5 separate regions of the Mus musculus genome follow, and regions 1, 3, 4 and 5 are each linked to region 2. The links are chromatin loops, found by intact Hi-C in ENCODE. Cell type or tissue: left cerebral cortex. All regions are shown on one strand.

Evidence for each region. A loop is a pair of places that touch in the nucleus more often than their neighbours do. Peaks named below come from ENCODE experiments on the same cell type or tissue, not always from the same donor. Only the 100,000 strongest peaks of a DNase experiment are listed, where the experiment ranks them.
Region 1: it touches region 2 in a loop (5-fold over the local background); 3 of 42 quality-filtered maps call a loop at or near these places.
Region 3: it touches region 2 in a loop (9-fold over the local background); 9 of 42 quality-filtered maps call a loop at or near these places.
Region 4: a loop joins it to region 2, with 6 times the contacts of the local background. A loop is called at or near these places in 4 of 42 quality-filtered maps.
Region 5: it touches region 2 in a loop (11-fold over the local background); 8 of 42 quality-filtered maps call a loop at or near these places.

The regions. Positions count from the first base shown.
Region 1 is chr11:20,828,997-20,833,996 of GRCm38, reverse strand. It overlaps Lgalsl (lectin, galactoside binding-like), which reads left to right and starts at 2,889. Exons shown (of 5, transcript NM_173752.4): 1 at 2,889-3,023; 2 at 3,650-3,721; 3 at 3,871-3,959; 4 at 4,551-4,728. The coding sequence starts at 2,988. In left cerebral cortex, a CTCF peak has its summit at 2,425; DNase peaks (open chromatin) are centred at 3,250, 3,450, 3,690, 4,684 and 2 more places; H3K4me3 peaks cover 3,218 bases; H3K27ac peaks cover 2,276 bases.
Region 2 is chr11:20,740,131-20,745,130 of GRCm38, reverse strand. It overlaps Aftph (aftiphilin), which reads left to right and starts at 3,575. Exons shown (of 10, transcript NM_001290545.1): 1 at 3,575-3,825. It overlaps Gm46272 (predicted gene, 46272), which reads right to left and starts at 4,499. Exons shown (of 1, transcript NR_168691.1): 1 at 1,742-4,499. In left cerebral cortex, a CTCF peak has its summit at 2,321 (motif pointing right); DNase peaks (open chromatin) are centred at 2,600, 3,425, 4,203, 4,460 and 1 more place; H3K4me3 peaks cover 2,968 bases; H3K27ac peaks cover 2,568 bases.
Region 3 is chr11:20,540,432-20,545,431 of GRCm38, reverse strand. It overlaps a transcript of Sertad2 not described here. Among named protein-coding and RNA genes, the nearest start is that of Gm32142, 65 kb to the right of the region's middle. In left cerebral cortex, a CTCF peak has its summit at 2,608 (motif pointing left); DNase peaks (open chromatin) are centred at 1,426, 2,404, 2,556, 2,945 and 2 more places; H3K4me3 peaks cover 3,001 bases; H3K27ac peaks cover 2,240 bases.
Region 4 is chr11:20,911,384-20,916,383 of GRCm38, reverse strand. Gm46273 (a long non-coding RNA gene) reads left to right here. Exons shown (of 2, transcript XR_001780166.2): 2 at 3,951-4,783. Among named protein-coding and RNA genes, the nearest start is that of Gm32293, 3.4 kb to the left of the region's middle. In left cerebral cortex, CTCF peaks have their summits at 181 (motif pointing left), 1,077 and 2,236 (motif pointing right); DNase peaks (open chromatin) are centred at 190, 962, 1,975 and 2,241; H3K27ac peaks cover 1,207 bases.
Region 5 is chr11:20,629,275-20,634,274 of GRCm38, reverse strand. It overlaps Sertad2 (SERTA domain containing 2), which reads right to left and starts at 2,298. Exons shown (of 2, transcript NM_001038625.1): 1 at 2,002-2,298. In left cerebral cortex, no CTCF peak of the experiment used is centred here; DNase peaks (open chromatin) are centred at 1,770, 2,472 and 2,832; H3K4me3 peaks cover 2,321 bases; H3K27ac peaks cover 913 bases.

The DNA.
Region 1 (5,000 bases), 89 kb before region 2:
CACCTCCTGTTCACAGCACCAGCTCTGAAGGCAGAAGCAGGGTCCTCTGCCTCCTCCTTGCCAGGCTTCTGTTGCCATGTGGAAGGGGACAAGGGGACATGGAACTGCATCTTTGAAGCCCCACGCTCCTCTAGGGAATGGGTCATGACCATCTTCTTCAGAGGGAGGCTTTTATTTTGGTCTGTAATTAAAACACACACCGGAGGCTGAATCTAGCTTCCCCATAAATAACCGAAGTTAATGAAATGTTCAAAACTAGTGTTGACTGCCAAGTTTTACAGCATTCTCCTAATTGTTTGGGTATGAGAAAATTCTGTGTATGTCTAAAAGAATCATTTGATAACTAGGCCATAGTTCCTAAAATAATTAAAACCTGTAATCATGTTTTGAAATACAGAAAAGTTGTTTGATAAGTTGTGCCCTCCTACCTAAGTAGGCAATCAAAGAATGCTGAGTTTGGAGATTTTTTTTTTTTTCTTGTGTGAATGTTGCTCATAAGAGTGGAGACTGGCTTGACAAAAACAGTTATTAAAAACTAAGTGCCTAATGGACTTAGAGCAGTGTGTGGGGCCCTGTTTGTTAGAGTGGGCTGTGGCTTCCCTTCCCAGTGGGAGTCTGAGGGAATCAGCATCATGGGATAACAAACCTCAGCAGTGGGATATTTTGCAAATCTTTGTTGAGTCCCAGTTCTTAGAGCAATTGGGCAGGGTGGTGGCCCAGCTGCAGGCAATGGTCTCCTCACAATGTCAGAAATCTGTGAGCACAGATGCAGGTACACAGAACCTGAGCCCCCTCCTCCTGTCCTCCTGCCCTGGCTACATGCTGCCTGTTCTCTGGCCCTTGTTACATCAGCTACAGGGATGCGTCAACATCAGAGAGTACAGGTCCATGATGTGACTCAGTGCCAGTATGCTTGCCCTGCACATACAAGGCCATGGGTTTGCTCCCCAGAACCTCCAAAACCAAACCTCCTCTCCCTGGCTCAGAAACTTCCAGTGTCTTTCTGTTCCCTTCAAGTAAAAGGTGTCTCCAAGACCTCAGCCTTCACTTCTGCTCCACATGTCCAGCATTAATCTACAGGTCCCATCTTGCAAACTTTATCTTTACAGTTCCTGAGCCAGCAACCTCTTCTGGAGGTTGAGCCAGCCCTCCCTTTGTCCCTCCCTTCCTCCCTCCCTTTCTCCCTCCCTCCTTCAGAATTCTCAATGTCACTTTCCCAGACTACCCTACTTTAATAGCATCATCCTGCACTCTCCTCCTCCCCGCCTTATTTTTCTGTCTTACTACCTATATACTTGCAAGTTTGCTTATGTCTGCCTCTCCTCGCTACAATGTAATTTCAGCAATGCCCCTGCTAATTCTCAGCTCTTGGTCAACAGCAGACACTCAAAACTGTTGCTTAGAATGTGCTGAGTGTTCTTCTGGGGAAGGTGTGTGAACCAATTTATTAATCTTCACAGTAATTCAAGATAGGATCATCGTAGTAATTATTATCATGTCTGATGAAGAAATTAAGGCACGCTACTATCAGTAATAAGAAACTAAATTTGGACCCAAGACACCAGCCCTTTATAATAACCATGATATATTGTACCACGCTTAGCTAATAGCAAATAATTCAATGATTTTTTCCCTATGCTGACTCTTAGAAATTCAGAGAATCAAAGTATGACTTTAAAATATCAAGTTTCTTGTAATTGCCTAGTATGTTAGAATAATTAATAGGTGTGATTCTCAAGCTCAGATGAGTAAACAGGAGCAAAATGGGAGCCACAATGACAACTCTTCAGTCTCTAATTCTGAGAACCACTTCCACAAAGGCTCCGACTGTGGATTACAGGCATGTTCCCTGTCCCACAGAGATTACCATGATTAGCACTGGTCCATAAAGGGACACAAAAGCTGCAGAGACGCCAGGTCCCCCAAAGGGCCCCTCTGGGACTGTAGCAGCTCACTTGCTCAAGCTCCTTGCTTATTAGTGTGGTGATTCACACAGTGCATTGGGCAAGCCGAGTATGTCACCTAATAGAGAGTATGTTGATACAGCCTTATCTGAGAAGTTACATAATTATGCTAGTGTCAGGATACCATTACAGGAGTCTGAGCCTTAGCGTGAAAGAGGAGTGTATTCCCTAGGAAGTATTACACAAAGAAGGACTGGAGACTCCATTACCCCAAACTAAGCAAGTGACGTAAAATAGCTAAGGACAGAAACTGTGTCCACTTCAAGTTGCGGCTTGGCCGGGCACCTGCTGAAGAATGCTTCCGGGACCCCGACACTAGCCTGCGCTTCCCTGGGAACAGAGGGTTGGTCGGCGCTCAGCAAACTGTCCCCCTAGAGTCCTGGCTGCTTCTTTATTTAGGGTCAAATATGTACAAGCCTTGGACCTCCATTCTCCTTCTCCTCCAAACAGTGCAACTATCTTTCCTCCCACTAGGTTGGAATTCTCTGAAAGAAGCCATACCAGGTCTTCCTCTTTGGAGTCCTCCACCTTCTCTCGACCTCACTCCTGATCCACCCCCACAGTCCCCCAGGATGCGGAAGGAGGTGAGTGAGTAGGGTACCGACCAGGAGTGTCCCCAGCACCTGTCACCTGGCCCACCTGGGCCCTCCCTTCACCCCTTTCCCCAGCCCCACCCACCTTCCCGCCGACAGGCCACCGCCCTCCGGCCTTCAGCCGTGGTCCAATGGCCGTAGGGCAGGGCACGCTTAGCAAGCCGCGGCTCCCGGGCCCCGTCCCCGCCCTGTTCCCGGTTCTCGGTTCCCGAGCCGAGCCCTGCCGCCTTTAAATGCCACCCCAGGCCAACGCACTGCGGCCCTCGCCACCGTCATCCCCTCGCCGCCGCGATCTCCGCGCCGCCCGCCTCCCTTCCCCCTCCCGGGCCTGCGGCCGCGCCAGCCTGGGGCGTGCACGCGCGCCCGTGTGTGCGCGCGCCCGGCTCGGACCCGCGCCCGCCGCCGCGTCCCCGGCGCTCGCTGCAGGAACATGGCGGGGTCGGTGGCCGACAGCGACGCCGTGGTGGTGAGTGCAGCGGCCTCCCGCGAGGCGGGTAGCTCAGAGGGCCGGGGCAAGGACTACGGACCCGCGGTGCCGCGGGAAGCGCGGTACCTGTCAGCCGCCGCGGGGTGCGAGCTCGGGGGGCCCCGGGCGCGGGGCAGGAGGGCGCCGGCCAGGTGCGCGCTGGGCGCGTGTGCGTGCACGTGGGTTAGTGTGGGGCCGCGGTCCCGGCGTCCGGGATTTACCCCTTTGGAAACGGTCCCGCGCCGGGGGCTCCGGAGAGAAGCCGAGCGCTGCCGCTGCACTCCAGCCACGTCCCCGAGGACAGGCCAGGGGGCAGAGACTCCGGGAGCGTTTGTGCTTGGAGAGGGGCCTGCCGCCCACCTACACGGGCTTTGCTTCCCGGGTGGGCCGCGACCTTGAATTTGATCCGGTCTCAAGAGCCTGGGGATCATCAGAGGCTTAGACCGGATGGAAAGGCCGGGTTTTGTTTCGCGGTTATTTAATGGGCTATAAAGAGGCATCATATGTATGTGTGTCTGTGGAGGGCTGCTGGATCACTACAGATTTGTGTTGATTCCTCATCCTTCCATTCACTCCCTAATAAACAAGGGTCTGTGGAAAGCCAATCTGTGTGCTTCTATTTTTAGAAACTTGATGATGGGCACTTAAACAACTCCTTGGGTTCTCCAGTTCAAGCCGACGTGTACTTCCCACGACTGGTAAATCAATGTGCTCCGTGTCTCTGCCTTTATCCTTTTCCCCTCTGGTGCATTTCCTTGCTTTCTAATGGGTCTGATTCTCAGGGCTGAGGGTTTGGCTCGTCTCTAACAGCCCATAAACATCCTGTCTCTCCCCTCTTCCTTTGCAGATAGTTCCATTTTGTGGGCACATTAAAGGTGGCATGAGACCAGGCAAGAAGGTATTAGTGATGGGCATCGTAGATCTCAACCCCGAAAGGTAAGGGCAGAGCCCTGCCATTGCTGAGTCCCGCGGCTGCCTCCTCCCCTTACCCTACTTGCACAGTGTCACTAGTTAGGAGTGCCAAGAAAGTACCATGTTCCCATGAAAAGAATGTGTATCAATCCTAGCCATCATCTCTGCAGATAGCTATTTATATCAGTGATGATAAAAATAGGCCTACAGTTAATCTTTGACCCTTGAGAAGGCCAAAAGACTTCTTTTTTTATGGTTTTGAAACACGGTAGTCGTAACCAAACCTGTTAGAATAAATAAGAACCAAACTTACAAGATGTTTCCCTTGTCAAGTTCTGTGGCTGTTTTTGAGAACTCTGAGATGGATTAATGCAAGGGTGGCCTGAGGCATTTGAAGTCTTCAGTTGTAATTATTTTCAGTTCCACTGGAGTTTTCACCAGAGCCTACTTTAGGTAACAAAATCTATTGGTTTGAGTGTAATCCTTAGTGTCTGTGTTTAAACTGTGTAAACAGTAGCAGCCCATTAAAAGCCGATGAACCCACTGGAGGAGGAACTGGGTCAAGTTAAAATGTTACATCTGACTCCTGGCTAAGTGACACTGTTTTCTTTTTAGCTTTGCCATCAGCTTGACCTGTGGAGACTCTGAAGATCCTCCTGCCGATGTGGCAATTGAACTCAAAGCTGTGTTCACAGACCGGCAGCTGCTCAGAAACTCTTGTATCTCAGGAGAAAGAGGCGAGGAGCAGTCGGCAATCCCTTACTTTCCATTCATCCCAGACCAGCCGTTCAGGGTAGGTACCTTGAGTGCCTGATGCAGTGTTGGCAGGGCCCCTACTTACTCTGTATCTACTGTGTGCCAAGAGCTCTTTAAGAATTTCTTCATGTCCAAGAAATTTGTTGCCCGGAACTTGTCTCGAGGCCGAGAGAAAAGAATAAAAAACAACAAAAGAAGTCTGTTTGCTGATAGATGTTAATGCTTGCCTTAGTAGCTCTTGATTCTCTTCAGACCATATGTTTAGTTAATGGATGCATATATGCATACCTAATTGCTAAGTACTTAACT
Region 2 (5,000 bases):
ACAGAGAAACCCTGTCTCGAAAAACAAAAAAACAAAACAAAACAAAACAAAACAAAAAAAAAACCAAAAAAACAACAACAACAAAACAAAACAACAACAACAACAAAAAAGAGTGATTGTCTAGGGAGTGTAATAATTTGCAAATAAGTCCATAGTTCATCTGTATGCTAGGGTATTTTAAAAGCCCTTTTTTATTACAAAAAACATTCTAAATAGCATGAAAATAGAAAGCAGAGTATGACAAGCACTGGTATATTTATCACTCAGAGTCAAGAATATTGCTATATTCATTTTATCTCTGTGTATACATGGATCTCTTTCCCTAAGCCATTTAAAACCGAATTATGCATTTCAAACACTTAGAAATGGTTGTATATCATTGTACAAATCCATAATTTTATTAGTGTACTGAAAAATTAACAATTCATTCCTAAGGCTATATTTAATATTAGCACATGTTCAGACTTCCTAAACTGTCCAAGTACTTTTAGTGACTGGGACCTAGGATTAGCAGTGTTAGTGGTTTGAATTAGTGGAGGCAATATCAACAGTCCAAGGATGCCCTAGGGCAAGATTTCTCAAAGTTGGCATGACTGACATCCTGGATAGTTCTTTGCTATAGAGACTCGCTTCTTCTGCATTGCAGGAGGTTTCGATGGGTCCCCAGCTTCTACCTGTTAGCTTCTACTTGCACTTCCACCTTAACTGTAATAGTCAAGAATATCTTCAGACTTTACTCAACGTCATCAGCTAAGGAGTAAGGGTGGAGAATTAATTAAGAATTAAAATTGTCTTGGGGAAGATATGACAATAAAGTTTACACTATGAGACAGACTCTTAGCATTGTTGGGATATTTTACATACATTATAATGTGCATCTCTTCTGGATAACAGGTCTGTGAGGTAGGGACCCTTCTTTGATTTTTGCAGGTGGGGAAGGTTCTTAGTAAGATTCTGGGCTGTTGCTGAGGTTCACACCTGGTCTATTCTGTCTCAAAGATAATTCTTTGTTCATAGTCCAAGCTGTTTCTCTTTCTGACAACAGAGAATAAAATGCTGGAATGCTGGCATCCCAGGCTTAAGTGCAGAAGTGTGAGGCTCACTATGAGCTCTGAGAGGGAAGAGAATTGGTATGGTTAGAGTATCCATCCAGAGAGAGCAGGGAACTTCACCAGCAGTCTTCTGGGGGCTCTGTTGTTAGTGAATACTTAGAGAAGGGACAGCCATGAGAGCAGCCTTAGAGTGGAAGGGACAGGGATTGGATTTCAGACACTAAAGAAAACTTGGAAAGTCCCTGAGGTACAGCAACAGGGTGAAACTCCTTCATTCTTCCAGTGAATAAGCATTGAGCTTCTATCTTCCAGTGTCTTCTCCTATTGCTTTCTTTGGGCTCCTAAAGTCTTTATTGTAGAGGTAGTTCATCTACTTCATTAAATTTAAAAATAGTGGACATGGTGACACATACCTGTAATCACAGCACTTGGGTGGTAGAGATAGGGGATCAGTTCAAGATCCTCTTTAGTTTACAGGCTGAGAACTAGCCTGGGTTATAGGAGAACCTGGTTCAAAATAAAAGTAGAAAACCAGGGGTTTTCCCTCTGTGTTGTGTGTGATGCAGGTTTCTCTACTTAAGGTATGATTCACAGAGCCTCCCCCCTGGAAGAGCTTTTAGAGGTCAAAGAAATTTGAGTGTCTAAGAGGTAAACAATAGCACTACAATGTAACATTTGACTAAAAGGGGTAATATAAGTATAAACTTTACTATTTATTATGATTTCAGTTGTTTAACAAGGCTGAATAGGAGAAAAAATTAGAAGTGGTCAGGCGTTTTTCTTTTCTTGATGCCAAATGTCATAATCACATGTAAGAGTATCCAATTACAGGTAGGTTGATTGTGCTCCCAAGTCATTTGAACAAATAGCTACTCAGCTTCCATGGATTTAAAAAAAAAAAAATTAAGTAAACAGAGTTAGCCTCTTCACTTACCTAACAAAGATAATCATTTGGTAATCATATAATTTGTGAAATCGGGAAGATACTTTCCCAAACTGCACGGTTTCCTTTTAATGTTTAGAATCACTATATTAAACATTTTTGATTGGTTTAAATTATTTGAAAATCATCATTCAAACGTTTCCTTCGGATCTTAGTCAGTACTTATTTGGTAGATTTATCAAGTGAAAACAAACATATGTTTGTCTGAAATAAATTAATTTTCAGTTTTACACGCATTTTTTTTTACTTTCATTCTCAGACAATAAACATGTTTTACAGTGACATACTTTTTTTTTTTAATTTGCACACGAGCTACACCAGCAGGGGGCGAAATACAAAAGGAATAAATTTGACAAGCCATATAGATTTTTCTCACTTCAGTGACTGGCCAATAACAAAAATATTCAGCATAACCACAAAGCAGCAATGCAGTCTCTGTTATCTTGCAATGACTGAATTGTGAGGAGACAAATGAGGGTCTATTTTAGTTCTTCAAGTTAATTTGTCTAGAACATTGCAGAGGCAGGATAAACCATGATGAATTGCTATTGTCCTTATCTTTTTCAACGTGTGTAATTCCTCCAGTCAAAGGGCTAGACAGTTCTCTGAGATGACGGGTGTTTTCAGTCCTTGTTCCTTTCGGTTACTGCTGAGCTTTGCGGTTTGGGAACTATTTTAAATAATTCAGCGTGGGCAGAAAGAGAACCCGGCAGGGCTCAGGGTTTGTAGGGTAGAGTCCAGGGTTCACCGTCTGAGACAGGAATAAAAATCCTGCAGCTTTGTCTGAGTTTTACAGTGGAATGGTTTCTAACAGAGTCATAATAAAGGACGGGGAGATGTTATTAAAAAAAGACCAATTGCTCAGGAACCGATGGAAACAAAAACCTCTTATGACCTCTATTGTATAGAATCGCTCAAATGCACAAGTTGATTGGAAAGATGTATGAAAATGATCATCTTCTCCAAACACCAACACAATTCTGGACTGATTTTTGTAGAAGACCATTTGTTAGTTTGCCTGCTGACTTCTCGTCTTAAGTAGGACAATCACTTCTCGTTTGTTAAATAACAGCTTCCTCTTTTGTTGGCTTACATAAAAAGGGAAGGGAATGAAAGTCTTTTATTCCGGGCAAAAAGGACAAGCTGCTGAATGTTGTCCAGCCGGTTTTTCAGCAGAGATCTGGTTCCGTATTTCCATACGTCTGCAGTTTTATTCCAAGGCGGAACTTAACCCTCTCCCCGGCTCATCGGGAAAGTACTGGGCGGAGAGAAGCTCAGGTCTGTGGCCCGGAGCGCTGCCTCAGAGGGTCGGGAGGGGAGGGAGGACGTCCCCAGCCCACACTTCAGTGAGTACGGAAAAAAGACCGTTTGCCCGCAACCAAAATGGCGAACGTCGTTCCACACGACGGCGCCTGCGCAGAAGTAAGAAGTCTGTGACACTAATTCCCCTGGAGTGTCCTCCCCCACCCCGGCACCCACCAGCGCCCGGCCCCGACCTAGCCACCTGCGCCCGGAAGTGACGTATGGACAGCAGCGGTTCCCCGCTGCATGATGGGAGAGTGTGTGGAGTGGGCGGGGGTCTCCGCGGAGGAGGAGGAGGCGGAGGCGGCGGCGGCGGCGGAAGAGGGCGGAGGGTAGTGGGATGGGGGTCCCGCGGCAGCGCTGAAACTCCGGGTGGGCGTCCATGGCGCCGCGCCGCTGACAGGGCTGGGAACAGCTCCCCTTCCGCCCTCACCAGCTCAGCGTCCGAGTAACCGGTCCTTCCCCGGGGAGCCAGTTCCTCCCCGGGCCGCCGAGCCATGCCCATCGCGGCCGCCCGGGACGAGCCAGGTGAGTGCTGCCGCCGCGCTCCCGGGGTGCGGAGGACCCGGCCCGGCTAGTCGCCCCGGCCTGGAGCGCCTGCCCGCGTCGGCCCGCGTGCGGGCCTGCGAGCTCCGGCGCGGGCTCTGCTCTTCTCCGCGGGTGCGGAACGCCGCTGGCAGCGCCCGAAGCCGAGTGGCACGGCGCTCGGCATCCCAGGCTCGGCCGAGGAGAGCCAGCCGTGCCCTCCCGGCCGCCGTGGCCCGCCCTGCCTCTCGCCGTCCACCCGCCCCGAGCTGCGCGCCGGGGTTCCCTCCCGGCCGCTGTGTAGAAGTTTGGGGCTCCGCTCCGGCGTCCTCCTGCTCCCACCTCCCTCGTGACAGGTGTAAACACTGTCTGCCTCGCGGAGGCCCGAGGCCGGCTGCTGCAGGACTGTGCCGCCTCGAAGGGTCTCTGAATGCTCCAACGGACAGAGACGGCCCAGAGCTGTGTCCCTTGCGGAGAGGACCTTTTAGGCACTCCTCAGGAAATTATCTGTGTCTTCTCCCTCCTTGCGTCCGAAAGTTGAGCCATTATTCTTTAAGCTCCCGACGTGGCAGGTGCTGCCGGGGACAGAGGGTGAACGGTGGTGGGTTCTTTTTCCCTTTGGAAACGGAGACTAGTTGTGCTTCCTACCGCCCCCACCTTGTTGGTTTATTCAAGTTATAGCGTGATGTCCCTCTGAATCTGAATCTGTTGCGGTTGAGGAAAGAACTGACTCATACATGTAAATATTAACGGGGAGGGGGCAGGGAGCGTCAAAGGAGCGTTGGTTCTGTTTCAGAGTTCTTACTAAAAGAAGTAAAACTTTACTCAAACTTCAGGGCATAAATATCTTTCACGAGGTGTTTTTTTTGCGGGGGGGGGATAGTGGTGGGGATAGGAACTTTGGAAAGGTTCAAATCAGATTTTACATTTGTTGAACTATTAGAGAAATATATACTAAACTCTAGGGGGAACTCTGCTTCAACTCTAATGCGTTGATATAAGCAGCCTAGTTTACCATATTTTATAAGTTTCTAAACGTTGGCATTTGTAGGGATCATTTTTAACACTCTCCAGAAGTGTATTTGTTAAAACAAAGTACCTATGGTAGCCATATACATGGATATCTCTCACACGAATAGCAAGTTAGATCCAGCATTGTAATTTCTAGATCAGTAAAT
Region 3 (5,000 bases), 200 kb after region 2:
CATTTTTGTGGGTACTGAGAATCTGAGTTCAGAAAATGGACAACCAACTGAGCAATCTCTTCAGCCCCTGTGACTTCACTCTGAAAGTCTATGCAGATACCTGTCTTCCAGCAGTGATGGCGAGCATTCTATTCATCTTTGGGGGAGGGGAGGTCTTTTAAAGAGGAGCCTTTCTGGAGAAACAACTGGAGAAAACCACTACGGTCCAGATTATTTTAAACTTGTCCAAGGTCACAGAGCCAGTGAGGGAAAGATACTGGCAAAATTCAAATTCAGACAGCAGGATGCCCTGTGCTCTGAGGCTTCAGCCTCATGAAAAAAGTCACATGCAAATTTATTAAACAACTCAAAAAGGCTCTGTGTAGGTCTTCCTGAAATATACTGAAAGGTCTTGAAGCTGGTGACAAGTGCTTCTTTAAAGCAACATTTACATATAAGTCACTTTTAAACTTCACCACTTTGGACTGATCATAACCACATTTCTGCTCTTTAAAAAGAAATCTTTCTGTAGCAACTTGGCAGATTTCAGTACAGGAACAGTCTATTCTTTAAAATTAAATTTAGTAACAACTTATTCTGGTTAGTCTGAAAGAGAAGTAGAAAATGAACTACTAAGAGGTCTTTGCTGTACTTTAATATTTCAAAATATGTTTGGTTTGGCCTAATTTAAATCTTGTGGACAACTACTGCAGAACTCCATTTCAAGAGGGTAATAGCGACTTAAAACTAATGAATTCTAAACAGCAACCCTGGAAGCCAACTCGGAGTAACCATTTCTTATCATTCTTTCACCTCAAAATAAATACTAAAGATCCATACAGCAAGACTCTCGTGACACAGGTAGTGGTGGGTATTCGTAGTCCGGAGGCATTTAAGATGGAGAAACCAAATTAAAAACTGAAGAAATTCTGTAGAATAATGTTGCTTAAAGAGTAGTCAAGAACACAAAATTTGTATACCCAAAGAAACAACCTCTAAGCTGTTCTGTGCATAAAGACGAAGACAGAATTCTGCGTTGCAATGCCTCCCTAGAGCAAGAGAAAACCGAAGTGGACATACCATGCTGGAGTCCCTTCTCACCTGCTCTCTTCCAACAGGTTTAGACTTCAGAACCTTTAATACTGAATTCACATTTTTTTTCACAAGAAAACCTATAAAATTGCTTCAAAATAAAAACTAAGCCATTAGGCAACCAGTATTCTCCTCTATCACCATGCACTCAAATTACAAACACCTTTTGCTTTGCCTTTATTGAATGAAAGTTAACTTCGATTTAGAGGAAAATGTGCCCCCATTAGGCATTTTTACACTTTCTGCGGGGCACTCAGTCTATCAGATCACATCGCAGACTATTACTGCTCACTTAGGCATTCAAAAGACAGAGAGCATGCCAGCACCAATTATTTCACAGGCGGCATAATGCCCCGCTGGTGGAAGTCTGGCAATACCTACATGTACAGCAAGACAGGAGAAGGAGGGTGTCAAGGGCGGGGAGGGGGGGTGGAGAGGGGGAGCGAGAGAGGGAAGGAGGGAGTCACCTCCTCATCCACGCCGACCGGGAACCTCCAGCCACAACCTGATCCCTGCCCTGCCCAAAAGTGGCCCGGCCACCACATTTTTTTTTATTTATTTTTTCAGACCACCCCACCCCAAACCCCACTCGGTACTCACCTTCCGCGAAGAAGTGGGCGCCGGGTCCAGCCCCCGGGCGGGTCGTACGGCCGCGGGGAGAGGACGTCGGTCGGCGCGTCCCTAGGTGTGGGACGGGGATCCCGACGAGTGAGAGCGCGGAGGAGCGGGAGGAGGAGCGGGGTGGGGGCTCCCGCTCCTACGGAGCCCGCTGGTCCTCCACCGCTGCCCCGCGGAGGAAAGCCGACCGAGGGATGGACTGACTGTCGGGGAAACGGCGGGGATGGGCGAGACAGGCTAAAGGGGCGATACCGCACACGGACTGGACGGGAGACGGCAAGAAGCGGCTCGGGGTCTAGCCCATGCCGTGGCGGCCTGGGGGCAGAGGCTAGCTGAAGGGAAGTTGCCGAGGCTGGCGAGATGCGGGAAGAGGGCGCACCGGGAGGAATACAGCCAGCCAGCCATGGATAGCGGGGCGCCGAGAGCAGGGGCGGCCGGCGGCGGGGAGCACCGCCCGCTCGGCTCGCTCAAGACATTTAATTGGATTGATAGGTTGTGCAGTGACTCACAGACTTTAAAGAGTCCTAGGGCAGTCCCCGCCCAGCTGGACCGGGAAGGAGCGGCGAGGCGGGCGGGGTAGGGGGCTGGGGAGAGCCGCGAGGGAGGCGGCGGGCGGGGCGGGAGCGCAGCGAGGCTGCCCAGTGGCAGGGCGTACCGCCGTGACGGGCGTGATCATAGACCAATGGCAGTGAGGCTCGCTAGGTGGCTGGCTTCGCCCCTGGCCCAATGAGTCTTCTAAGGACACTGTAGAGCACCGGGCGGGGGAAGTGATGGGGGTGGGGAGAGGTGGGTGGACGTTGAGCAGGAGGAGGAGAAAAGGAGCCGCGGGAGACCCGCGGAGTCACTCTGCCCTCCTCGTTCTAGAAGTGCGCTTTCCGCCAATCCGAGCGCCACCTGGGGGTGATGGACGCCGGCCTGTGGCCAATGAGGAGGAGAGGCTGGCGGTGAGGAGCGGGCGGGCCCGCGCTCTGGCTCCCTCCTCCCGCGCGGTCCTCCAGCCCGCCCGGCCCGAGTCAGTCACGCAAGTAACCGTGTGAGAGCCGGGCCGCGCGGGGCGGGGCGGGGCGGGGCGGGGCGGGGCGGGGCGGGGCGGGGCGGGGCACCGCAGCTGGCGGCGTAACCCTGGACCGGCTGGAGGGGCGCGCGGGCGGGCCCCTTGCGAAACCTGCCAGTGGACCTGCCGGCCAAGCCCACTCTCAGGGCGGACCGATTCGGAGTGGATACGATCCAAACTTGATCCGCGTCCATAGTGTCCACTGCTAAAACAGCCCCTGTGGGCACGTGCTCTGGGATTTCAGGAGCCAAAGACGCAAGGCGTGGCAATCACTTTGGCCCAGGATTTGCCCGTTTTGTGGGGGAAGTCGCCTAGGGTGTAGACAGGTTGAAACAGCTCCTCAGAACACATGTTCTTTTATTGGGTTTCTGGAAAAGGCACTTCTTAAACTGGTGTGAACGACTCTGTTCGGGCTTTGCAGTACGCGTGTATCTTAGCTTTCTCCAAACGTCCCTCTGCACTCTCCCACTCCCTCACCTTGAACCCTAAGGCAGTGCCAGAGTGCACCTACTCAGTACTCATTCCCAGGAGCTATGGCGTGCCTCGATATTTTGGCTGTTGTCCAGTAATCACTTCACAGACTTTAACCCATTGTTATGCATTAGGATTTGAAAGAAATCCCCCCCAAAAAGCAAACACGCTGGCAAAACCCATCTTCTTACCTACAAAATGCATTGTTCGTTTCTGGTGTTGTTAAGACAGAGTCTCGATACTTGATCCTGGCTGTCCTAGTGTTTGCTGTGTAGCGCAGGCTGGCCCTTAAACCTGTTTCATCCCTACTGCCTTGACTTCTTGGCTTCCTGGATTCAGAGGTGTTTTCCTGGGGCTTAAAACAGTTGCATTCATATTCAAATATACTGGAATACCCAACACCCACTTTTGAAATAAGTCAAGTACTGGTGAGACAATGTTGCTTTAGGGTCTTGAAGTGGGTGAGACTCCCCCACCTCCACCCTCATCCCGAGATAACCGAAATCCACAGTGCTCTAAAAATGGGAAAAAGATAAAAATGAAGACAAATGTTTACTCTGGTCACATTGGGGCTTTCCTTAACTGTGCTCACCTTAGGACCCAGACCTTTCTGGAGCTTAATTGTGACACAGCTTGACTCCGTGATTACCTTCTGGTCCAGAATCTACTAATGAAAATGAACTATGCCAGCAACTTCTTGCAACACACATCTCATTTATGCATTTTCTCTTCGTGTGTTGAAACTACACTGGAGCTATACAGGGCAGGGGACCTAGTGTTCTCACTGTCAGCCTAGTGATTCGTACAAGGTGAACAATGTTAGCTGGATCCCTCACTGTGGCAAAAACAAACAAAACACTCCACTACTCCTAATCTGGGTTACTGTACTACATTTTATTTTATGCAGATGAGTGTTTGCTTGTATTTATTATTTATGTGTACTATGTTAGTGCCTGGTGCCCATAAAGGCCAAAAGAAGGCATTGGATCCCCTGGAGTCAAAGAAAGCTGCTCTCACAGCTGTGTGTGTGCTGGGAACCAAACCTGGGTCCTCTGCAAGGGCAGCAAAGTGCTCTTAACTTCAGAGCCATCTCTCCAGAAGCTAGATATATATATATATATATATATATATATATATATATATATATATATATATATATATATATATTCTTCTATGAGGTCATTTTATAGATAGGTAAATGTAGTGAATTATTGTATATACCATAATGGTACTAAGAACAGATTTTGACTCTGAAAGATCTCCAAATAAGGGTTAGCAATCTCGTGGTGGAAGAGCTATGGCTTGCCTCCAATCCTTACCATGTGTCACTTTAGAATTCTGTGCCCTCCTTATTCCAATATTTCTTAAAGTGTGGAAGGCCTGCTAGATTCCTGGGTCTCCCCTCAGGTCTATCGGTTATTTGCTGCTTAAGCAATAGTTCAGGTGATTTGAGTATTGACACACTAACCACTTCATTAGACACCTCTCTTTCTTCCTGTCCTTATTCTTTTTTCCTCTCACATCTATTTCTCTCCTGGCTTCTACTTTATGATCGTTTTGTGATCACTTGCGTATTTGCTGTGCATAAGTCTGAGTAGAAAGTGCTGTGTGCTGCTGTTCTTGGGGAGACAGAAACAAATGTCTGATTACCCAGGGCAAAGCTAAGTATCACAAAGGGCCAACTTACTGAATCAATGAATTTCCTGGGGTTACTTACAGAACATGGACTACTCATTTGCAGTCATGCCACAGAAAGTCCACCCCAATATGGGTGACAACTCACCAA
Region 4 (5,000 bases), 170 kb before region 2:
CTTCTGGAAGGAAAGACATGCTCAGGACAATTTTAGTCCTTTTTTAGTTTTGACAAAGATCAAACTGGGGTTAAAGTTAGGGAGGCTGGAGCTCCTGGCACAGTTGTCTCAGGCCACAGAGTTCATCTGGGCTCTTGATAAACTGAGGTGGGTGGGCATTGCCCTCTGCTGGGGCAGATCAGGAGAGAGGAGCTGAGGCCAGTGACGGTTGCAACTTGGAGGACGGGGTCTGGGGTCCCAGACTTTCTCGTTGAAGCTTTGTCTCTTTGACCTCCACAACCTAGAGATGAGTTTCTGATCTTCCCCAGCACCTTCAGAGCAACAAAGTAGCCAGCCATGTCTTCTTTAGAAAGGAAGCTAATTTGTGTCAGGTTTGAGAGAAACAGAACAGAAGCGAGCTGAGGGGCCTCTTCTCTGCCCTGGCAAGGAGGGATTTTTCCTGTTGTGTGTAGCCACACAGCTAGCCTCTTCTAACTGGCCCTGAAGACCCCTCCCCTTCTGCTTCCTGGATGGCTCACAGACCAGCATGTCCAAGAGGCAGCGCTGCTGTGCCAGTGTCCCGTGGATTTTATTTTAAACTAATTTCATTACCAAGGGGTGGATGGCATGGAGGAAAGGGGTTAATTATAATAGAGGGGATTTTTTTTTTTAAAAAGACCTAGTTTCGAAAATCTCAGACTTAATTTTGCAAATTTCTTTTACAGAGGGAGTTACTAAGCTAAAGTCATTTGCATTATGGTCTTAATTACCACTGCATTTGTATATGAGATCATCAATAAAGATTCTTGGCCATGTGTACTCAGAATAAGTGACTGATCCTAATGAGGCCTTTGTTCCTCTGGAGCCTCTCCAAGCCATTTCCTCTGTAGTGGAGAAGCTCGACATTTGCCAAGCTGGTGGAGGCGTCTTAAATTAGAAAAAGCCTGTGAAGAATCAGGAGATTTTCAAAGTGGGTGTATCAGGAGAGGGGATGCCAAGCTGTATCTGTGTGTGGTACTTCCTGTGAGGGCTGGGGTGCACTGCTGACTTGTGGCTGCATTAGCCTTGCTGGATAGCCACAGACAATTCCCTTCTGTGTCCTTCCAGCGACACAGGAAATAGCCTCTGGGGCCCTTCCTCCTGCAAATCACACATGCTGACTAGAGCGTCCTGCTTCTGCCTGTCCCGCTTCCGCTAAGGGACGTGCATGCAGTCCCGGCCACCACACTTTTATTGGAAAAGCTGTCTTCCAGTTTAACTCTAAAAAATAAGCAACACTGATTATTTTTCAGGGGTGGGAAACACTGGTGTGTGTGTGTGTGTGTGTGTGTGTGTGTGTGTGTGTGGTCTTCGGGGATGTGTGTGGAGGTTGGGTTTGTGGGGTGTGTGTGTGTGTGTGTGTGTGTGGTCTGTGAGGGGGTGTGTGGAGGTTGTATTGTGTTTTGGAATCCATTTTGAAGAAGATAAACTTCTTTGTGCGGGGGGCGGGGGGTACGAAAGGGCACAGTGGGTGCCCCCTGAGCTCTACAATGTTCACACCCTCACACCGATCCTTCCCCCACACCCGCATGCACCTCACACCCTGCAGAGCTCCACAGCACATGTGTTCACCTGCAGCAGTTCTTATCTGAGGAGAATATGTCCCAAGACACACCACACACACACACACATATACACACACACACACCAGTATTTCCCACCCCTGAAAAATGCACGTGCGTGTGTAGTCATGTGGGGCAGTCAGATACCTTCTCCCTTCCCCAGCACTGGTTTTTCTCATGTGTGGAACGGAGGGTACTAATAGCCACTCTGCAGCCATTTCTCTGAATGATAAATAAGTTAATGACAGGAAACAGCACACAGAGGCTGTAACATTAAAGTTAGAGGGTAGTCAGGTGCTGAGCCAGAACTTGGCATCATTGAAGCTGACGGTCAAGATTTGAGGGGGTCGGTGACAAGCAGATTGAGGAATCTGTAAACAGCCCGTGTACTGGTTCTGAGAGCTCTAAAAAACTGGGTTGAAAATGAGAAACACGGGAGCCATCAAATTGCACCAAGTTGTTTGTTTGTTTGTTTTTTCTAGTGTGAGCCAATCTATTGAGACTTGGACTCTAAATATTACGTTTGAGTCACTCCTGCTTCCTTCCCCTCCACCAACAACCTTGTCTGAGACATATCAGGACTGTGGCTTTTCAGCATCTCCCACCAAACTCTTGTCTCTCATCGTAGGCAGAACAGCCCCTTGCAGGAAAAGACACTAGGTGGCGCCAGACCCTTGCGTTTTCCAGCCGTCAAACACTTCCTTTTCCTGTGAGGTTCTGTTTTCTGAGAGAAGTACTAATCTTGCTAGAGACTTGGGGGCTACTTCAATCCATTCCACAAACATAAATCAACTTCCTATCTGTTGTAGGTAGGCTTCTTATTGCTGTGATAAAACACCATGGTCAAAGCAACTGGGGGAGGAGAGGGTTTATTTGGCCCACCCTTCCATATTTCTGTTCATATTTCAGAGGAAGTCAGAACTCAAAACAGGTCAGGAACCTGGAGGCAGGAGCTGGTGCAGAGGCCACGAAGGGGTGCCCCTTACTGACTTGGATCTTCATGGCTTGCTCAGCCCTTCCTTATAGAGCGTAGGACCACCAGCTCAGGGGTGTCCCACCCACAGTGGGCTGGGCCCTCCCCCACCAATCACTAATTAAGATCATGCCCTACAAGCTTGTTTTAACCTGATCTTATGGAGGCATTTCTCAATTGAGGTTCTCTTCTCTTGGATGACGCTAATCTGTTTCAAGATGATAGAGAACTACCCAGCAAACTGTCTCAGCTCAAGGCACCCTCCTCCCTTGTGCCTCTGCTGCTCCCCACCCCACCCTTTTCAGATGCGGTCATGGAAGGAGGTTACTAGACCTGATGCTGAGACCCTAAGTTCGCTACCAGCTATAAATATATTCCTTTTCAACTTCTGCCATCCCCTGAAGAGCAGGAAGAAAAACACTTTCTTCCTTAGGAGGTGCAGGAGAAAGAAAAGAAAAAGGCGAATCCCTCTATGAGCACAGCTGAGTCTTCTGTCCCCACCGGGTCAGAGCTGCCAGCACAATCTGACCTCAGGCCTTCTTATGCTAGGCCTTGCCCTTCCAGGGGAGCACAGGACCTCATTGTCCCCAGTTCAATTCTGAGCACCTCTTCCAACCTTGAGAGCTCAGTGCTGGGGCTGATGGATTCCAAAGCAGTTTCCTGCTTACATCTGGAGCATTCTCCACACCTGCAGGCACTGTCAGTGAGCAGATAAAGTGATTGACACCCTCAGGCCTCCTTGTCACTGCTGGGGCTTATGTCTGTTTAAAATGAAGCTGTTCATGATGCCCACCAGATCAGGCGGTTAACGGCAGTTTGGGCCAATAGTGTTTCCATTGGCAGTGTCTGTCTGGGTATAGGAAGTCTAATTGTTCATAAGAAAGTCCCAGCCTTCTCTTCCTCACCGCTTACTCTATGGGATTTCCTGTGGTGAGAGACTTTGGACTTTGCAGAGTTGGGGGACAAGTGTGAGGGGAGGCTCCTAGCCTCTCCCACCATGAGGACACAATGAGGAGCCAGCTGTCTCAGACACAGTAGGCCCTCAGAGGACTCTTTTGGGAGCTGAATGTATCTTTCCCCAGACAGCCTGCCCTGTTAACACTGGTGGTTAAATTACAGGTCCTTGCAACCACCAGATATTGGAAAGGGTTTTACTTTAATATTCCCTTGCCTTCTTAAAGACCAGATCACTAGGAAGAAAGCCATTTTCTTTGGCTAATGCAGTAGTTCTCAATCTTCCTAATGCTGTCTGTGACCTTTTAATGCAGTTGCTCATATTGTGGTGAGACTCCCCACCCCCTGTAACCATAAAGTTATTTTTGTTGTTACTTTATAACTGTAATTTTGCTACTGTTATGACTCATAATGTAAATATCTGTGTTTTCTGATGGTCGCAGGTGACCCTGTGAAAGGATCAGTCAACACCCCCTATGGGTGTCGTGGGTTGAGAAGCACTGGGTTAAGGTTTCATGAACTGGAGGCACATCTACAGGAAGATTACAGAAAGTGGCCACCATGAGGATGTCGGCGGTCTGTGCTGCAGCCTGAAGATGCATTGATGTTTACAGGCCTGCTACAGCTGCAGGCCGTGTTAACAACTCTGCGCCCCACTGCCTCTCGGGGCTTGTCAGGGCTTGTCTGGGCCAGGGGTCCTACTGCAGAGGGGAGCTATGTTTGTGGTCTGTGCTGTCGCCAGAAACCACGTGGACCCTGTGATCCATCAGTCTGTGTTGGGTTGGTCATCCATACCATGCCATGTGTGCCCAGTCCCATCCCCCACTGGCTGTGAAGAGCAAGGAGGCTTCTTTTGCTGTGATATGGATGACTGAAGACACACAGTTGAAATAAGGGACATGGAAGGCTTCTGTGACAACCTCTACCCACCCCAACTACCCCGCAAAAGTAACAGCCTCGTCAGGAAGCCAGTGAAGAGAACTCTTACAACAGTGTGATAGGGTGCTGAGGTGTAGCTCTCCATAACTGACGCTTCTGGCAGGGTTGTGGAAGGCAAAGGACTCAGTTCTCTCTCAGGGACAGGCCACTGGGAGTTTGACAACACAAATGGGACTTTCAAAAATTATTATTTTTATCTTAACATGTTTTGGGGAGAGGCTTGCAAGGGTGGGGGGCTGACACAGAAGGCCTGGAAAGCGAGTGTGATTAAGGCCTGCACTGTGTTACTGCGTCACACATATTAATAGGTTCCTATGTCTTTTCTCGTACTAATCTATCCATTGTCACTTCATTATAAGAAAACTTCTGGGGGAGAACCCCTGCCCCACTGCAGTACAGAACCCACCACGTCTTTATCTCAGATGCCCAGCCTTCAAAACTATGGCTTCGTAAGCTATGGGTCCCATCCCTCATGGGCCACACTGAATGTAGGGTTTGAACAGAAAACTTGGCAGCAGTGAAATGCAAAATGACTGAGTGTTTCTGTCAGTGCT
Region 5 (5,000 bases), 110 kb after region 2:
AACATTTTAAGTAAGGCACGCTAGAGCTATGTAACTTTTACTTTACCATGGGAGTACTGTTTAAAATGCGCCCTCCCCCCCAATAAGGGTCAGCTATCACTGGTAAATTTAAGTGACTTAAAAACAACAAACAAAAAAAACTATGCTTGTTTGTCATGTCCACTTTGTTTAGTTGTGGTAACTGGATAAATTTCTATTTCTGTTCCTTAATTAAATTTAAAAAGCTGTTATGTAGGGTAACTCAGCAATGGGCGAGAGTTTCTAAATCTGAGTCTAACTCTTTTCTCAGTTCTTTTATCAGAAGCTGGCCTGAGCAGCTGTTACCTACCAGTCTGTGACACTTGCATGACAATAAAACTATTCCTAGGACACCTCCTGCTACACAGTGAGTTACTATAAAATGTGAGTCCCTACCTGTTGAAATAAAGTAAGGAACAGACCTGGGTGGAGAGGGAGGGAAGGTGAGCTACCAAGTCCACGAAGCATACATAACAGTTGAACGTATTTTAATTAGGAGAGGAAAGACATCATTTTAAACCCTTCCTAACCTGAACACAATCACTGGATGGCCCTGAGTTCACTGTGTAGACCAAGCTAGTCTTGAGTTCCTACAGATCCACTAGTGCTAGGATTGTAAGTGTATGCCAGCACAACCCAGGCCAGCAATGTGTATTTTCAAATAAAGGAAATTTTTATAAAATTATCAGGAAAGTAAAGATCCACAATTATTCTTGCTCATGCCAGAGTTGAAATCTTAATAACTTCACCCTCAAATCGGGATACTATGATATTAAAGGGCTCTGGTGAAGTAGCCACTGGGTAAGCAACTAACCCAGCAGCAGACCCAGGGCTCTCTGGTGTGGAGCCTTCCAGGAGGTTAAGTGGAGCCCAGGCCCACCTCATTCCTGCCAGTCACAAAAATTACAAAAAGCAATTCTGAACAGTTAGGGCCTGGGCCATCCTACTGGTGACTACAACCTCCAGGCCCTTTTCCATAGGTTCTGAACACTTCTTAACAAATACTAGGAATTCAAAAGCACGTTTCAAGAACAAAGCTTGAAAACAACGACTGTTCCTGAAAGCCAGCTAGGGTTTGACTGATTCTACTTAAATAAAATCTGCCGTTTCTGAGTCTGTCCCTGCTGACTGCCCTCCACTCAGTGCCTGCAAAACCGACTTTCTACTCCTGAAACTACCTAGATGCGAGCAAAAAGTTATTCTAAAACAGTCTCACTGCTTTGCGAAACTTACAATTCAATTTTCAACTCTACTGATTTGCTACCATTCCGGCTAAAGCTAAGACAATTTATAGTTAAGAAAAATATGAACAATTCAGTACTTTCTCTCGACGCAATGGTCCTCTGAAGTGCCCAGTGTCAATGGTACAAAGTCTACGCGTCGGGACAGCTGGCTCCCCTCAGCACCGCCCCCCCTCTGCCCCGTCATAGGCGGTTAACACCAAGATGACTTGTAGATTTCTAATTTAAAAACCAGGAAGGCATTAAGTTTAATAAACATTTGGATCCAAAATCAATTCACTTGGGCACGGAAGAAAAGAGGGTGAAGAGAACTGTTTTAACGCAAAACCACCGGGAAACTCTCGAAACACAATATAGCAAGTTGGATGCAAACCCAGACACGGAACTCAAAAGTGAAGCAGCCTCCCTGCCAGCAACCGGAATCTTTAAAAAAAAAAAAAAGTCTCGCACGTTCTCAGCACCAGAGCCACCACAGCGAGCGCGCGCGCGCGCGCACACACACACACACACACACTCACACACACACACACACACCAGCTGTGACGGCAAAAGCTCCGGGCCCCTGCCGCCCGGACCCCGCCCCAGGTCGTGACAGTCGGGGTCTCCAGGCGGCCAGCGGGTGCTCCCCAACCTGCCCGGTCCGGCCTCCGCTGCCTTGGGCTCCCGCCTGGCCCAGCCCAGCACCGCCCCTCGCCCGCCGGAGCCCAACCCCGGGGAGCCTCCAGCTCGGCCCGGAACTCACCACAAGCAGGTCCACCAGGAGCTAACGCATCGGAGGGGTTTCCGCCCACCCCTCAAGCTATGCCCGCTCCATGCGGGGCGCCCCCGCCGCGGGGCCGACGGTAGCAGGGAGCTCGGCGAGGCCGGAGCTACGACTCCGGCGTCCTCTGCTTGCGAGTCGGGAACATTATACAATGGTGGAGGCGGCGGGCAGCCTGGAGGAAGCAGGAGGCGGGCGGAGTGGACGCCCGGGCCGAGAGAGGTACAGCTCGTGCTCCAGCACTCGCCGTGCGGGAGTGACGTCCGCCTGCGAGCCTCTGGCGAGCTCCGGCCAGGCCCCGTAGGCCCCACCCCCTGCCTGGCCGGGCCCCGCCCCACCAGCCCCGCCCCTGCAGTATAGGCCCCACCCTGCCCCTCCCACCTCCTACTATAGGTCCCGCCCACCCGTGCCTTCAGGTCCAGATCTCCGTAGGCCCCGCCTCCAGCCGGTCCGGACCCGCCTCAGCTTCGCAGGGCCCGCCCCGGGCCCGCCCAAGTGCCATAAATGCAGATTCCCTCAGGGTGAACTCTCAGGAAGCGGCGGACAGACACCAAGCTTATGCAGCCTCTTCTGTGGACTGAAAGCTAAATAGGAGAGGTAGAAATGGGAGCGCCCAAGCCGGACCGCCACTACTACCACTAATGGCCCCCACATACTGGAAAACAGACATGACAGAGTGGGTGATGACAAAGACGGCAGCGCTGGCACAGTCCGCAGAGGAGCGCGACCACAAATATGACAGGCATCCGAGCTATTTGGCCACTTGGGCCGGCTGGCGGGAGGATAGGGTCCACCAATGGCCCTCGGAGATATGGGAATGGGGGGAGGGGCCAAGGGCTCCGTGTGGAGCTGACGACAGAAGTTGAAATGAGTCACCAACTAGTACCTTTGGAGTCGGTCGGACATACCAGAGTTGCATCCTTTATGGAGACCATGCAGCCAACCAGAGGGAGACCACGCTTGGAGAACACAGGGAACTGGAGGCGTGGTCCTCTGCCCACAAGTTTCACGCTGATAGCCTTATCTTTCCCATTTAAAAAACAAAAAACAAAAAACCCCAAAACAACAAAAAATCCTTAATGTTTTTAACTACTCAAACTTAGCAAGGAGCTTTATATTGTCCTTAGTATTAGCATGTGCCTAAGTGGTTCGAATTTAAGAGAACTAAGAGGCCAGGGACAGCTCAACAGGAACATTTATCATTACCTTTAAAATGGCATATGCATTCTACATAAAGATATTACAAAAGAAATTCAGGCACTTTAAAATTTTGGCTGCCACTCCAATCAATAATTTCTCTTCAGACCACTTTGCTGTTTAATGGTCCATGACACTAGTTGTATTTAAGGACAATAAAGCTTTAAGACCTAACATAAAGGTCTTAAACATCAAGACAAATTTATTCCAACTCAAACTGTTCTGTAATGATTTGTTATCAATCGAGTTGATGATCCTATCAAAATTAAATATGAGCCATCACCAGTTGTAGGACCCCTACACTAGGTAGGAAGAGGCAGGCAGATCTCTCTTAGTTCAAGGTCAGCCTGGTCTACATAGGCAGTTGTAGGCCAGCCAGGACTAAATAGTGAGAATGTGTCTCTAATAATTATAATAATTATTATTATGATGTGTGCTAAACGGTAAAGGAGACAATGTCAGGTTTTATTAATTAGAGAAGTAAAAAGGTTTTTGTTGTTGTTGCTGTTTGTTTTTAGCAAATCCTTGGCATTATCAAAATCTCATATACATGTTTCATGAGGTATAACCAATATCAGCTAATTGTATATCTCTCTGGCAAGTCATTATAATAGCACAAAATGGCATCGCATAGAGTATGAGGTCTTGCTCAGTGGCATAAACTTTCACACATTTTGCTGGAGAGCCAAGATGGTTTTCATTTCTAGAGTTCTGCATTTGGAGACAGCACTAACCCCTCCTGGCTCTAATTACCCACTCACTTAGACTTTGAGTGCTCACTTTAAGAAACCGCCATTGAAATAGTAGCTACAATAATCTTCCTGTGATGTCTTTGTGGGAGGCCAGAGGTATTTAGTTCTGTTGAATTTAAAATGAATTGAAACTGTTATTCATGAATTGAAGTTTGCAAAAAGACACAGAATTTTATGACACTTGGATATTTTTTAACAAATGGCTACCCAAATACAGTGTTCCTGCACAAAAGGAAAGCCAAAATTAAAATAACATCTTAGTGTGTCAACAGAACGAACACATGTTGTCTGAAGTCTATGTTCTATGTATGCTTACCTAAAAGTCTGAGTTCTGAGGAAAGCAGCCCAGAGTTGCTTCTGGGGTGAGATATCGCACAGTTCTATTTTTGAAGACTTAGAGGCTTATCAGTGCATGAGTTACAATTTCACTTAACCAACTTCTAGAATCTGGTATATCTGACCAATTAGTCAAAGTGTGAAGTGGCAGCGTCAACAGCTGCCAGTGTGGTCCAACATCAGGTACTTCTGTCTCCCTGCTCCTTCTCGCCAGGCACAGCAATCTAGCCAATCCTGCCTAATCTGAGACGTTTAAAGATAAAGGAAGATCGCCCTGTACTTAAAAACAAAAACAAAAACTTTACGAGTAAGGGTGTATCTGGGAACCATGTGCATGCTCTGGTCCTATGGAGGCCAGAGAGGGTGCTAGATCCTCTGGAACAGGAGTTACAGAATACTGTGAGCGCCTGTGGTGGTGGGAACCAATCTGGGGTCCTCTACAAGTGCAGTAAGTATTCTTAACTGCGGTACCATCTCTTCAGGGCACCTTCCCTGAACTTTTGAGGTATACTCAAAGACTGAAGGCTTTTACTTTGAAACAGGCTCTCTTTTCATAGCTCCATCTGTCCTGGAACTATGTAGACCAAGTTGGCCTTCCCCTGCCCCCGCAACCCGCCCCGCCCCCGCCTCCCACCTCTGCAGGGAGTAAAGGTATACACAATCAGGCTGGGCCAGATTTTTTTTTTCTTTATAGAG